Regions from separate parts of the Mus musculus genome. Here region 1 is linked to region 2. Evidence: chromatin loops called from intact Hi-C (ENCODE). Cell type or tissue: left cerebral cortex. All regions are shown on one strand.

Region 1 (8,000 bases), 380 kb after region 2:
AAGATCAACTGGAATTAAAAAAATCTATATTTATGTCTATATCTATGTCTCTCTATAGACATAAAGACATGTCTATATAGACATCTATAGGTGTATAAATATCAGAAATATCTATGTATATCAGATATATGTCTGTCTATATATTATCATATATATCAGATATCTGTATCTTTAAGTATAATGTATATCTGTACCTATATAGATATAGATCAATCTATGTATCAATCAGTTATCTATCTGTCTATCTATCTATCTATCTATCTATCTATCTATCTATCTATCTATCTATACATCTATACATGTAAGCCAAGTGTGATAGTGTAGCCTGTGATCCCTCTGCTCGAGAGGCTGAGGTGGGGGGTTGGGATGGGAGCTAAGGGTGGTTAGGTAATGAAACCCTATCTTGAGAAAGCAAACAACAGACAAACAAAAGATACTTACATAAAACCTCTTGATTAGCCAATGATGCCACCGGGAGACCAGAGTGGGACCTATATGTGAGGGCTCAACCTGAGCTTCTTCTACTCACGTGTGGAACCCTGCAGTGATCCCATGTCACAGCTGACCTTTCCCCAGATCTTGGCCCTGTTTCCCGTTTACAAACTTTCTCCCATTGCGTGCTCTTCTGGCGAGTGGATGCAGGATGTGTTTAAAGATGAAGAAAGTGGAGAGTTCCTTTCTGTTCTTGGCATAACAAATACACAGAGTTGGCTTTGTGTCCTGGCACGGAATACTGCTGGGTGTTGGGACTCAATGGCCAGGGCCTTCTCAACTCAAGTGTAGTTAGTTTTTCTGGGCCATTGAAGGTTGGGACACAGTGTGCACACTCTGAGCCTCACATACCCAGAATGCATCTGGAGACCCTGCTGGTTGCCTTAATGAGAGAACTCCACAGCTCCCTGGTTATCCATGGCAAATTCCTGATTTGGGAAGGGCTCCAGAGTCCTGGGTTTCTCCCCTTCACTGGACACTCAGCTGCTACTTACTGCTGTTGCCTAACCACTCCTGAAAGGGCGGACCATGAGAAACGGAGCCCACCAGTGCCCCGTCGCAGGTTTTAGACTTGGAAGCAGAATTCCCTGCTCTCACCCTGAGATGTGTACAGCTCTGCCTTCAAGCAGCTCAGGAAAGGAGGCTGCATCTCTAGGTCATTCTCTAGGTCAGACTTTAGCAGGGCTTGAAATAGAGTATACACAAGTGAACACGGCACTGGGTTGAATACATCTCGTGTTACTGTCTCGCTTTCCTCTTGTATGCTGTTTCCAGCTGCAGGGTGAAGCTGTGTTTGGGGCTTCAACACACAGTTTGTCTTGCTCCCTGCCACCACCCCCATAGCCCAAATCCTCTGGCTGGACAGGGAAGTGGGAACATCATATGGGCTTTGATCCTTGGAGTATGCTGGAGACCTGGGACTGGGTGGTGTTCCCCCCCCCATATTTCCTTAGTGAAAAATTAAACTATAATTGTGAAAATGACATGTATCCCCTCAATAAGAATCTGTCCTCACATTTGAAAACAAAACAAATGTTCATGATTGGCCCCCATGTGAAAAATCACAATTTTTGTCTATTTAGCCAGAACTGATTTCTAATCCAACCAGTTTGGATAGTGAGGTCATTTTCACCTGGTCTTTACTATAGTGTCAGGGGTGCCATCTCAACAGCTTGGTAAGACCTGTAGACCTGCAGAAATCTAAGGCAGACTAGCAGGAGGCAGCCAGGAAGCCAGCTCAGGAACCCCTCACCAGAATTCTTGCAAATGAGCACTGTGCATGGAATAGTTTCAAGGGGCCACAGAGAAGAACCAAACTTATGCAGTTTACAGGAAAATGGAGGCAACCGGAGGTCATGGTGCTCAGGGACAGAATGACAAATGTCATGGACTTTCTCTCATATGGGACCCAGATTTTGCAAAGGGATGTGATGCAGAAAGGCAGAAAGGGGACTCTGTGGGAAGATGAAGGCAGGGAAAAAATGGTCCACACTTCATAATAAGAGTCCCGGGGGGCCCTCACTTCATAATAGACATCTTGGATGCACAGAGTTGTGACACTGAAGCAATACAGCCTCCAACCTTGGAAACTGGAGCATCAGTCCAGAGAAAGGATAAAAAAGACAGCCTGCAGACTGGGTGCAGGACAGTGGTATTTATATTCCCCAGTTCTTCAGGGCGATACAAACTTTCATAATGTCTAGTATTGTTCCCTTTCCCATCCTATTGGCTCAGGACAACAAGTCTCATCAGTTAATATCCTGGCACTTGACTTTCTCTCCTTGTCTGGTTTGAGGAGCCTGTAGCATGCAGCAGACTGCCCGTGACCTAGGCTGAACCCCACAGCGCCCAGCCAAGCAGGCACCAGCTGTCAGGAAGGGAGGGAACATAGGGTCCTAGTGTCCCCCGGCTCATCTGTGGTTCTCTGAGGGACCTCACTGTGAAGATGCACCGGTACAATTTATTTCTTACACAGGGAATCAGCGCAGGGACTGATGTGGTTAACGTTCATAAGATACACATGTCTGAAGGTGTCATGGAGAATTGTGTTATCTTGTATGATTAATACACACTAATAAAAAAATCAGAAAATAGACTGGTATGCAGAGCATGTTTTTCTACCCTGTGAGAGAATTGTTCTTCACACTGACAGGCATGGCTGTGTGTTGCTGTCTGTGAACATGGGGAGCTCTCCGCACTGAAACTCTTACCTTCCGGTGTGGTCCAGGCCCCTTATCTCTCTCCTTTCTTTTTATTTCTCTCATTAAGATTTAACCCCTTCTATCACAGGTGCGGTGGAGCAAGTCCTGCACACTCAGCATGCTCATCACCATGCACTGAGAAATCCTTCACAGGTAAATAGCTAAAAATGGAGTCCCAGAGAAAACTACGCAAATGGTTAAATGCCAGTCTCCTTAAAGGTGCCGAGCGTGCATCCATGGTGAGGAATTTTAGTCAAGTTTCCAAGGTAATTTTCAAAACCAGTTATGTTTTTCCAGAGATATTAATGGCATGTTTTATATGAACATCTGGAATTATGGATCAAAATAACCTCTCTTTTTATGGAATCCAAGAGATGCTAACATAGACTTTTGGGACTAGAGACAGATCTTAGAATCCCAGCATTGGCCTAGCATGTTCAGGTCCTCAGGCTAGATCCCAAGCTGTGAAATTACAAATTCTCTTGGCTAGTATTATCTTTCCCTGTAAAATATGGAATAAATATATCAATATTTTGCTAGAATTAAGCTCTGAATTGGACGAAATCTATAAATGGGAAAGAATCGGTATCTTTAAATTTTAGGATTTCCATTTAATAATGAATGTTGTCTTTCTCACTTATGCCATTCTAGTTTTATTGAGAAATAATTAACGTATTTGCTGTGCATATTTTATGTGCATTTGATAGATGTCAGCTGATATTCAAAAACTGATACATGGCATTTTGAATTATATTTATTTTTAATGGTGCATAGGAAAACAACAGACTTTTGAATCTTTGTACTCGCTGTACTTATAAGCTCCAGTGGGCTTTTAAAATGATTTCTAGAAAATGCAATCTTATAGTAAAGTCCCTGAGAGGCTGACTCTTAAACATTCTTTCTGCCTGGTCTTCACAGTATGTAAAAAGAAGCAAAAAAGACATGAGTTTGAGAGAGAATAAAGAGATGACATATAAGGAATGGGTCAGAGGGATCAAGGTAAAGGGAAAAGATGTAATTATAACTGAATATAAAATTATTAAATTAGGAAAATGAATAAAAAGATAAAAAAGATTTAACCCCTTCATCAGCATTATAATTAATATCATTCTGAAGAAAATAAAAATGAAGCCGCTTAGGAATTGGGGTGATTCTTCAAAAGTTGTACGGCTACTTCTGGCCATGGGCAGTACTTGCATTCTCTCTTAACTAATCCCACAAGCAAGATGGTGTGCAGAGGCTAGACTCCGAGTTTGAGCCAACACACCAGCATCAACCACCCATGAGGACCATGGAAAAGAGCAGTTTGTAAGCTGGTACAAAATGCATGGGGGAAATACACATTTTATTTTGAACTCAGTATATCCATACAAATGCAAGACCTAAAAACATAGGATCTGAGACCTCTGTTTATTTTGTTTTAGAAACTTTGCTTTAATGAACCACATCTACTTTTGTTATTTGTTAACCTTTTAGTTACCTGATAACTTCGTTTACAGTGACCATAATTTCCTGCCCCTGTAAAAGGATGACATCAAGAAGAAAAGAAAGCAGTTTGTGGGCAAAGAGCCCTGAGAAAGAAAAAGCCAGGAGACTAGGGAGAAAATCATGCCTTAATTTGCCAAAGTAGAGCAAAGACTCCATTTGGCATTTCCCCGTGGCGCTGTGGCACCCTCTAGTGGCGATATTAAGAATGACGCTTCTCCTAGGGCAACGGAGTCCTTCGCAGGGCACCACTTTTAGAAGGTTCTCGAACTTCAGGCTAAGAATGTGCTTCTTCCCCTTAGTCTGGATTGTGCAGGTGGGTCACTGCTTCTAAGATGAGCTGGATTCCTCCTCAGGCAAACCACACTGCCTATGTTAAAGCATACCACAGTCACGATTCCTTGTAAGAAAATGTGCTAGTGAGGCCTCCATGAAGTCCCGCATGTTGCTGTCACAGATGAGGTAGTCTTTGTGTAAGACACTTGGGACCATATCTATTCAAGCCTTCTGATCTTTGGGGGGTGGGCCTTGAACTACTTAAATATGCATAATGAGATACCTTGGGGCTGGGTCCCACCAAGTCTGATAACGATTTTTATTTACATTTGATATGCTTCATACACGCAACCTCCAGGTAATTTAGTGTCCGTGTTCAGTTCTTTCTGATTTCACATTGCACGAGGGCAGGCTGGCTTTTCTGTCAGAGGTAATGTTGTGTCTGTGGAAAAATGCTGTCTATTTGAGAGCACGTTGTACACTTTTTAAAAAAGACTAGTGACTCAGCCTGTAACTGTAATAATTATTAGCCCGACTACACTAATATTATTTTTACAGCAATTGGCACCAGCAATTATGGTATCTGATGTTTACTGGTAGGTACAATGGATCAGGCAGGAGCTCCAAAAACAACAGCGGTCACCGATTGGCTGATTCAAATGTGGCCTCCCTCTGTCAGGGCCAGCAGCACCTCTGTGGTTTTGGTAGAGGGGCCCAGTGGTGGTCTGACTCCCTAACCCATGAACGATGAGCATGGGAAAGATCTGCACTATGGGCCACATTGTGTTTTCCGGCGAGCTGTTGGCTTCAGCTAAAGTGTTCCTTTGCAGGGATGCTAAACCTTTTTGAGTGAGTCTCCCCCTTGGTGTTAAGAACAATGTCACCTGGTGAAATAGGGTTGAGAGGGAGCACAGGGAGTATGTTGGGGTCCCTGGACACCTGTGGCACAGGTTGTTGTTGGTTTACCCAGGGCTGGGGCTCCTGCGTTGCCAAGGATAAAAATTAGGTAGTGGAGCACAAGTGTCACGACCTCTGCCCCCGAAGTTCTTGTGGGCATCAGCCATGTTGTAAATTTGCATCTCAGTTTGGGGTTATGTACAAGTTTAATGTCAGTGCCAAATCCGACGCTTTAAAACCCCAGCAAAAGTGCAGCTGGTGGATTCCAAACACAACCTTTCCACATTGCACAGGGTTGTTTCTTCTGTCCTGCAGGGGGCACCCTCGTGCTTTTCCTTCTGAGTAGAATCTGTTTAGAACTAGAAGGTTAGCTTATATAATACTGGAAGGGGCTATGCACATTGCTGGAGGCAGTGGAAGAATCATTAGTCTTACTGAACTGTGAAAATCATGACCTACAGGATGCAGAGTGGAGCCTCACCGCACATGGTGTCAGCCCTGTCTCTCAGATACTCTTAGCTGCGGCTCTGGTTCACTGCCAAGGATATCACGTGGATTTTGGTAACACCTTCATGCCCTTTGACAAATTGGAATCTGCCCAGAGCTCTGACTGAGGTGGTCCTGTGAGAAATGTATCTATGCTTAGTTTGACATGCTGTGGGTAAGCCTCCCATGGTTACAGAGGAAACACCTCCGATCCTAACTGTGTTCTCCAGAGAGAAACATTTTTAGGGTACAGGTAGAGCGAGCCAGTAGTCAAGAGTTCTTTTGAACAGTCAAGAAAGTGGAGATTCACCTTCCAGAATGGAGAGTGCGCCAAACCGCGGTTGTGCCAAGCAGCTACCTCTAGGATCTGGACTCATAATTTTTATTCAACTGTCTCTCTTCCCTTTCCCACCTCTGAGGTGGTCTCGGGGTGGTATCCCCCTTGGAACAGAAAGAGGTTTTCTTAGGTTCAATCTTTTTTCACCATTCAGTCTGTTACAAGTAGGTTCACTGGATAAAATTCGATGCGTAAAGATGTAACAGCAAGGAGAGCTGAGATGTTTGCTAGGGCAACGGGCTTTCTAGGAGGCAGCCTGAACCAACTTTGCTGTTTTCTCAGAATCCCGTGCTTTCTCTTCACTAGTTAGCTTGGCTGGCTCATACCCAGCTGTGAGCCCTCTTATTTACCTTCCCCAGTGTCTCTGGCCTTGCTCCTTAACCCTGACGTTCTTTCTCTTTAACTGCATCAGCGCAGCATTCTGCGGTCCCCGAGGTTCTGCGTACCGGAAGTTCCTGACCCAGCTTCCTGCAGTGGTCTCAGATACACCAGTCTGCTCAAGATCCTTTTCCATCCTCTTTCAGAAACTAGAAGATTTTACGCCCAGGTATGAGCAGCAGCCTATGTGCATCTCCAGGCCTCCAGGAAGCACCCTGCCCCTCTCAGGGATGAGCAATCGCCTATGCCCGTGTCTGCCACCAGACAGCAACCCTTTTTTTTTGTAGCTCATTGTTGTCTATTTTGGAGGCACAGTGTCTGAAACTGGCCAGATGAGCTGAATCAAGGCAGGGTTACCCAGTTCCTCGTTCTTCCTGACACTCAGTTCTAGGAAAATTTCTCTTAGCATCCTTCTTCCTCATTTGCCTGGTTGGGTGAGGAAGAGATGTTCTTTCTCGAATTAAACAGCGGTGAAGGAAAACCCTCGGTCTCCTCAGATGAGTTATGATTGGCCGTTGGCCTATGAAGCTGGTGGCCATCATTGGGTGGGCTCTGTTCTTATGGAAGGCCATCGACCTACCTCAGCTAGAGCTTCCATTTCAGCCCTGTTGAAAATCTGGGACAAGAGGCAGCACAACGTTGATGTTATCTTTGGGCCCCCACCCTTCACATGGGAATGGTCAGAAGATTTGAGGTAGCCATGGTATAGGAGTTAGGTGCCTGTGTCCACTGCCCCTCCCAGCTCGGTCTCCGGAGATAGGGCTGGGAGGCTCCCCCGACCCCCACCCCGTAGTTAATTTCATTCTGACTTAATACACGCAGGAATAGATTTTGGTACAATATTCATCTTTCTATGTAGCCATTGTATATGGTTTTCCACTCGAACAAGATATTTGTAAAAAAAAAAAAAGTCGCATTAAGTTAGGTTGCTATAAGTGCAGTTGATTTAAGATATGAAATAACACAGAAGCGACTTTTTAAAATATTTATTTATGGGTCTGTAAGTGTGTCTGCTTGTCTCTAGATACACCACCCATGTGCAAGTGCCTGCAGAGGCCAGGGAGAGAGAGCCAGATACTCTGAAAGGGTTGTCGATGGCCATGAGCCATCCAGTGTGAACGGAGGCACAGGAGGTATGATGCAGATGCTTCATGTAGCACAGAACATCTGCAGCCTCACTAGGAAATGCAGCCTAGACTCAGACTCTTCATGGTTCTACACCAGAGGCACAGATCACTGGGTTTGGGATTACAGGAGACAAGGAAATGACAGAGGACAACAGTCCAGAGGTTTGCATATGTGGGGTACATCCCTGGGAGAGTGGCTACCTCTAGTATACCTGGGTTTCGTTCAATCAAGGGGCCATAATCAGAAAGCCCCCATTATATAAGCCCAGTGAAGGCAGGTCCTATGCTAGTGACCATAAAAGGTCGCAGTGGACCTCCTTG
Region 2 (8,000 bases):
TTGATAAATGCCTGAAGTATCTACTGGCTGAGTGAGTACTGTAGCCTAAGTGTAGCTTTGAAGATTGTTTGTGTTGCTTAGTACAAAAACCAGTTTTGTATACTTGTTCTTTTATTATTGCCCTGTGGAGCTTATTTGTAAATTTCTTAGATTATTTATGCAAACAGAAAATAACTTTCCTTAGTTTATATGGCTTTCCTACCTTTGAATTGGTCAATCTGTGCTTTGAGCTTTGAAGAAGGAAGAAAGTCAATGAATGAAAGCCATTTTGAATTGGAGTTCATATTTAAAGTACTAACAAACATGACTTTATCTTCCAAACACAGTGATCCAGCTACTGGCCTTGACACTCCTCCTGGACCTTGTGTGTCTAAGCCTGGGTCTGCACATGAACCCATGTTCCTAGAATCTCCGTGGTATAGCCTACCTGTTATTATCTACTTCTTGGCCCTAACAGTAGGGCTTATTTGTTTATGTAGTTAGTTACTAATGTTTTTATGGTGCTTATTCCTGGCGGCTACAAATCTGTGAAAATGCTACCTGCTACTTGTTGGAAGTCACCCAGGCATGATTCCAAGTTTGATTGTGACAAGAAATGTGATGGTGGCATTTTCGTTCTTAAGATTTTGTGAATAAAGCTGGAGAAATGGCTCAGCAGTTAAGAGCACTGGGTGCTCTTCCAGAGGACTGTGGTTCAGTTCCCAGCCCCCACATGGCTTCCTACAACCATCTGTAACTTCAGTTCCAGGGATCCAGTGCCCTTTCCTGGCCTCTTCCAGCAATGCGTACACATAGTGTACAAACATACACTCAGGCAAAACACTCATAAATATAAAAATGTGAAAGAACCTTGAAAAAGATGTGAATAGCAAGTACCCTGCACTTTTAGCATTTCTTAAAATTGGTTGTTTTACTCTGCTTTTTATGTTTTTATTCATTTATTTATTTATTTTTGTAAATAATCTTCCCTTGCTGTGGTGCGTGGTACATTCCCACGAAAGCGTGTATATGCTGTATTCTCTGTTCGTTGCATGTCGAGATCTTTGTGGTTTGCATAGCATCTGATTTCCCCCAGTATTCTTGCATTTTAAAGTCAGAAAACATGTTTATAGTAACTTGATCTTTCAAGCTCTGATTTAAATTCTGTTATTTTCGAAAAAGGAATGCTCTGAGACACAGATTTCTTTTCTCAGGCAGCTAAGGCCACGTGTCTGTCACAAAGCCACTTGATTGATGCCTTAGCGTGCTCTTGGCATGTCAGGTGTAAGCTAAAGGGACTTGGCTTTGGGTGTTTGGTGCGGTTTATAAGATGTGGTGTTCTGAGTGTTTGCAGGCCACTGTTTCTCTGTTGTCTGGTATTCTGACCAGAACTATTGGTTAACTCAAACATCTGGTCAGGCATATCTTTGGCTCTTTTTACTTAAGGGCATGTGCCATGAAATGGGGTGGTTGGGAGGAGGCGCTCACTATAGAAACAGAAGCCACCTCCATGGGACAGTTCTCCCACATGCCAGTCCATTGCTCCCCTGCTAGGACAAGTAGGTCCTCCTGCTTAATGTGGGGCTGAAAGTATACAGCAGGCGCTGCGGCTTGTCTCTGATGGGCTTGGGTTAGGGTTTCCTGATGCCTGTGTACTAATAGGAATTGTGTAACTGCAGGGTTGTGTGTTCTCACCTCTCACCTACCCCATCCCCAGCACTGGAGCCGAAACCTCTGCTGTGCTCTGTACGAGGTTACCGTCTCCACTGTGACTCGGTGGTCGTTCTCGCCCGCTGTCACGTCATCAGCCTGCCCCTGCACTCGTGCCTGTACACACTACACAGACACACAAGCTCACCAGCGTGGGCTTGGCCAGATTACCTGTAGAGAAGTGCCCATAGTCCATGACTCCTGACCACATCTTCCGACTGTAGCCATTATTCCAGGAACTTTTGGAGTCATTAGCAAAAGCACAAATCCTGTTTGGTTGGTTTGGGATTTTGTTTTTTTGTTTTTTTTTTTTATTTTTATCTTAAACAGATTTGGGTGTTAGTTTTTAAAAATTGCTGGTTTGTGCTTATTTAAAATGATGCCTCGCCATTTCTGTGGTGTCTGTTGTCCTTAAGAGGAAGCTAGCCTCCTTAAAGTTCCGTATTGGATGTGATGAGAGTGTAATAGCAGCAGTGCTTGAACGCCGCTGTGTGCATCATGCCAGTAAGCTAGACTACTTACAGCTTGGAGCCTTGCAAACACCCTCAGCAGCAGGTTGTCTTCACTAAGGAGTCCAGTCCTCGGCGAGCTTGCTGCCGAGCTTCTGGAGTGCCGGTTACCCACACAGGGGACTCAGTCGCGTCCCTCCTGGATGTACTGACTGCTGGGTCATTTCTGTGTGACAGGAGTACATCAGGCGGCAGCTAGAGGAGGAGCAGCGGCACCTGGAGATCCTGCAGCAGCAGCTGCTCCAGGAGCAGGCCATGTTACTGGTAACGCCCCGCCTCTGTCCCGTTCCATACCACAGGGCCGTTGTCCCTTCCCTAAGTTGGCCAGATGTAGTGACCGTCAAACTTTTTTGGTCTCACTGTGGCAGCCAGGTTCCAGTGAAGCTGTCCTCTGGTCATGCTATCAAGCACAGTGAAAACTGCCCTTAGTTTATTTCCCAATAGTAAGCTAGCTCCTTGTTTGGTAAATGCCTGTCAACTCTTAAACAGAACCTGGCATTCAGTGAATGTGAAAATGCCAGAGGTATCAGGTTCACAGTGCATGCTGTGGGAATTTTTGCTGAGTATGTGTGTATATATACCACTGTATCTGATGTTTAATTGAATTCCTTTACTCCGCAATGATGTTACAGTTAGCAAATGCTGTCACATTTTACACAGGTAACATGCTATTTAAAATCCCAGCCATTTTGCCTTGCTCTTAAACAATGGGGGAAGTGCTATTTAAAAAAAAAAAAAAAACCAAAGCCAAGAAGGGATCCAGAGAGGAGGTGAGCTCGCCACGGTCCCCAGATTCAGTGTCACCCTCTCCCTCTCCAAGGAGTGCCGATGGCGGGAGATGGAGGAGCACCGGCAGGCAGAGAGGCTCCAGAGGCAGTTGCAACAAGAACAAGCATATCTCCTGTCTCTACAGCACGACCACAGGAGGCCGCACGCACAGCAGCAGCCGCCGCCCCCGCAGCAGCAGGACAGGAGCAAACCGAGCTTTCATGCTCCAGAGCCCAAGCCTCACTATGACCCTGCTGACAGAGCTCGGGAGGTACCTGCTTTCCCTATTGCTTACAGACTGGTCCCGAGAGAGCTAGGCGTCCCCTGATGACTGTCGAGAGCTGTACTGCAGGATCTCACCTCTGTTTTCTGCATGGATTTCTTGGTTAACAAATGCTAGAGAGATCAGAAGAAAACTACACACACACACACAAGTACCTGGCAGTGTTAGTCTTTACCATGCGAATGAGAGAAATGTCAGTCTTGTTTAAGACTAGCATGAGGAGGCAGTGGACTTTTAGCCTTACTGGATCAGTGGTGTTTGGATGACCAGAGCCTCCCATAAGGATGCAGCAAGTGGTCCTCTCTGGGCTAGACAGAAGGACGTGGGTGCGTCCAGGAGCACTGTGCGGTTCTGGCCTGCAGATGGCTCCCTTCTACATCTTCCCTCACAGGGAGCAGAGTCCAGGACAGATTCTGTTCTTTAGAGAGTAATGAAGCTCTAGGTGCTGAGGATAGTCTAGAAGCTGCTTTGCTTAATTTTCATTTTCATAGTTTTTAAAAGTCCTCTATCAAATCTTAGCCCTGCTCAGCACCGCCACTGTGCACTTAGCTGCCTCTCTTCTCAGAGCTGAATAGAACACATTTTCTCTCAGTTGTCTTGCTCTTACATGTTCCTCATCTCTCCTTTCCTACTAACATGGAGCCGTGTCTTCTAATTCTCTGACGCAGGTGGAAGATAGATTTAGAAAGACTAACCACAGCTCCCCTGAGGCCCAGGCTAAGCAAACGGGCAGAGGACTGGAGCCACCCGTGCCTTCCCGGTCAGAGTCTTTTTCCAATGGCAACTCCGAGTCTGTGCACCCTGCCCTGCAGAGACCAGCGGAGCCACAGGTAGCAGCAGTAGCTCCCTGTGCCACGTGTAGCCCGTTGTCTCAACAGCTGGTGTGAACAGGAGGCGTGCATTCAGCGTAGGGAGAGGAGGCTTGTCGTTTGTTTGTTTTGTTGTCTAAGATTTTTATTGAACTCATTATGGCTATCTCCAGTCAATACTTTTATTTCCCCCTCCTTAACTCAGATGTGAAGTCCCTCCTTCCTCTTAAATACTTTTTTAAATTATATTTTTAGAACGTTGGTTTTATTGTATAAGCAGGTTAGAAGAGAACTTTTAACCTGAACATTTTGAAGTAAGTACTTTGTGTCTGTGGTCCCAGCTCCCTGAAGGACCTTTGGACGCTAAAGGTGGCCTTGCATTTCTGTGCAGGCTCCTATTTATTTGGCTGAATGTGTAAATTTCCTGGGAAAAGGTTTTTGGTTTTGTTTGTTTGTTTGTTTGTTGTTTTAAAATACAAAACCAGATTCTCAAACCTGTCAAGATTGAACACAGGTTATGCCTAGTGGGTTGAATATTGATTTCCTGTAAGAGATTAGGACAGAGTTTATGACTTTTCCTTCAGTCTGTCCCAGAGTCTGTCTTGTCTGAGTGCTCAGAAGAGAAGCAGCAGCCTTGTCTAGAAAGGACAGTAGGTGGCAGACACACCCATCCCCTGAGGGTGTGTAGGCACTCCTCCATGCTGCTCTGCCTCACACACTTCTCTGAGCTTTCTGTACTCGGTCGGCCCTGGTGTTTGCATGTCACCTAGGACAAGAGTTGGTGGTTTTGAGAAGAAATGGCCCTTCTGTGACAGATGCAGTCACATGAGAATTTGAATGTGTTCTGCAGTAACCAACCCTCCTGGGGGATGGTTGAGCTGAGCAAATCTGAGGTACAGGGGGTGGGGTTTATGCAGATATAGCAGCTGAGAGCTTCAGAGAGCTACACCAGAGAATGCCAGCAGAGGCAGTGGGAAGGGCCAGGTGCCACTTGCTGCTCCACTTAGTGCCTGTTTCCTGGTGAGAAGCATGGTTGTCCTGAGAGCTAAACCCAACACAAGGGCAAACTTGCCTCTGAGCAGCAGGCTCGAGAAGCTTCTGTTTGAGGAGATGAGACAGACAGCCTCTCTTCCTCCGCTGCAGAGTTCTTGCCCCAAGCTTTCACCTGCAGGAGGGAAACTCGTGTGGCTCCTAGCGTTGAGTCCCACTTAGCGTTATTTGGTAACACATCCGTTTGGTTGCTCTCCCAGTGAACACTTAGATGTTTTAGTAGTATGGGAATTGTACCAAAGCTAGGATTCTTTGGATCTGCCTGTGAGCCACAGAGACTATGCACTGGGTCTTAACTGCCGGTTTCACCTGCAGAAGCCAGGCAAGTCAGCACAAGACACATTGATTAGTGCGTGCTGAGTTACAGCTCCCATAACCGCCTTAGTGGTTGGTTATTCTCCAGCAGTGAGGTACAGGTACCTCTTACTAAAATAGTTTATAGAGTTCTGAGAGGATGTTTTTTTAAAGTGACTGCAGAAATTCACTTGGCCAATTGTCATGTCCTTGAGTTCTCATTTCAAAGGCATATTCCTACTGTCAGCCCAGAGTATCTTGATGCTGGTCAGCCTGGGCTTTCTTGGTACTGGATATTTTGGTAAAGAAATTTTAATCCCACTTTTTTCATAACTAGGAGTGTAAACTCAGCTAGGTCTAAAACATTTTAAGATTGGGAGAAAAAAATATTGGTATTCTTGAAAAGTTGGCTGTTCTTAAGTTTCTCTGCTACAGTCCCATAATAGGAAGAGTGTGTGTGCACGCACAAATAAGTCCCGTCAGTAAGATTCTCAGACCCAGGGTTCTGAGGTGGTGGGGAGGTTTGCTGATGAGCAGTGTCTCTGTCATGTGGTCCCCAGCTCTCTGTGCTGACATGGACATGCATGTATCACTCTCCCCTCGGGGGTCTGTGCATGCCCCTGTTCACTGCTGTCTGCAGTTTGTGTCTGGGCACTTTCCCTTATGCGTGTGCCTTTGCTCTTCCTCTTGCCTGTCACCAGCATGGAGCCTATTGGCTGCTCCATGCTTGACACTATGCCTCCCCGACTCACACCCACCTCCTGTTTGGGATTTAGTGTTGACCAGAAAAGCTAGTTGTATGCAGAACGCATTGAATGTTTTGTGTTTTGTTTTCTTGTAAGGTACAGTGGTCCCACCTGGCATCTCTCAAGAACAATGTCTCCCCTGTCTCGAGATCCCATTCCTTCAGTGACCCTTCTCCCAAATTCGCACACCACCATCTCCGCTCTCAGGACCCATGTCCACCTTCCCGCAGTGAGGGGCTCAGTCAGAGCTCTGACTCTAAGTCGGAGGTGCCCGAGCCCACCCAAAAGGCTTGGTCTAGATCAGACAGTGACGAGGTGCCTCCAAGGGTAAGGACAGACAGACAGACGCGCTGTTTTCTCTTTATTTAAACTTACTGTTTGCTGTGATGATGGGAACAGTGACTTACTTCATCAGGGCTAAAGGGCCAGAAGTTTCAAATGACTTCTCAGGGAGGGAAGCCATTCCCCACCTCAGCAGTTACAATTAGCCAATGGTTAGTTAGCTTTTTATCATTGACTGGTTTTAAACGTAGTTTAATAAAAAGTATTTATGGAAAAAATTTTAAGCAACATGCTTCTAAATAAGTAGAATTATAAATGTGTACAGAAGCTCTCCATTATTGTGCATGACATCAAGAATTTAAGAAAAAATCTTATGAGGAAAAATTAACAAGACCATGATTTTTTACTTTAAAGTTGAGCGTATTGTACTTAATAGTACATGAGGATTAAAAGGCACATCTCAGTTTATTTTTTCCTCCACTTGGAATTTGCTTCCTCTGAATATTTTCTCGCTTCTTTGCCAGTCTTTGCTTCCTGCTGATCTATTTGTAGACCGTTGTTGGATTTCTTTGAGCTTACTTTTGTGATTCTCACATACTATCTCAGGGAAGCGCTGCTGTATGCTCTCTGCCACCCGCTTCAGTCCAAACATGACTTCAGCATGACAGGACTGTAGAGATGGGCCAGGCTGTCTGGATCGTGCAGGAGCAGGGGAGGCTTGGGAAAGGGAAGAGCTAGCTTCGTGGCAGGCATTCCGGACTGAGGAAGGCTGTGTTATAAAGTGTACTGTGAGGAGGGGGGGCTGGGGGGGAGCTGTGGTGTTCTTCTGTTGTCTGTCTTAACTGCTGTGTTTCCTACCTAAAGGTTCCCGTGAGAACGACCTCTCGTTCCCCTGTCCTCTCCCGTCGGGATTCCCCACTGCAGGGCGGTGGACAGCAGAATAGCCAAGCAGGACAGAGAAATTCCACCAGGTAAAAAAAGAGAACTGACAGGAGGAGATGTGCTGTGGCTCCCAGTCTCTCAGAAAGTCATCTGTTGTCTGTTTGCAGAAATGTGCATCTCTAGCACTGAGGTTCTAGACCGATGTGACATATTTTACACACTCACACACACACACACACACTCACACTCACACACACACGCAGCAGCAGCAGCGTTATTGATCAGTAGTGAGAAGCAGATTTGAATCTTGATGTGTATTGTAATTTTGAAATGTAAACTATATTTCTCTGTAAAGGTAGAGAAGGGAGAATTGAGAACAGGTTCTAAGAAACATAATTTGAGAGAGGTTTTTAGTCTAGAAGAAATTGTGAGGGTTTAGACTGAGTTAAAAGAAATCACAGCCAAGTTAGTATTCCCTCACAACCTGCCATAGACTACCATGCTAGCCAAGTGATGTCATTGCTGAGGTTTAGGGTGGCTCTGTCTGATGCAGTAGCTCTTGGCCAATGAGGCTGAGTATGAATTTAACTTAATTAAAATGAATTAAGCTTCACCTTTTTGGTGGCTGGAGTCACGTGTTGTTAGTGGCTCTGACGTTTGCTCAGGTGTGGAGTGTGCTGTGTGTGCA

The links. Peaks named below come from ENCODE experiments on the same cell type or tissue, not always from the same donor. Only the 100,000 strongest peaks of a DNase experiment are listed, where the experiment ranks them.
Region 1: it touches region 2 in a loop (7-fold over the local background); 22 of 42 quality-filtered maps call a loop at or near these places.

Annotation. Positions count from the first base shown.
Region 1 is chr1:40,374,587-40,382,586 of GRCm38, forward strand. No RefSeq gene overlaps it. Among named protein-coding and RNA genes, the nearest start is that of Il1rl2, 54 kb to the left of the region's middle. In left cerebral cortex, CTCF peaks have their summits at 4,370 (motif pointing left) and 5,667 (motif pointing right); DNase peaks (open chromatin) are centred at 796, 4,347 and 5,690.
Region 2 is chr1:39,997,513-40,005,512 of GRCm38, forward strand. It overlaps Map4k4 (mitogen-activated protein kinase kinase kinase kinase 4), which reads left to right. Exons shown (of 32, transcript NM_001252200.1): 14 at 2,376-2,462; 15 at 3,112-3,237; 16 at 3,918-4,079; 17 at 6,245-6,475; 18 at 7,295-7,401. Among named protein-coding and RNA genes, the nearest start is that of Il1r2, 83 kb to the right of the region's middle. In left cerebral cortex, CTCF peaks have their summits at 3,613 (motif pointing right) and 4,715 (motif pointing right); DNase peaks (open chromatin) are centred at 3,138, 3,605, 4,778 and 4,931; H3K27ac peaks cover 545 bases.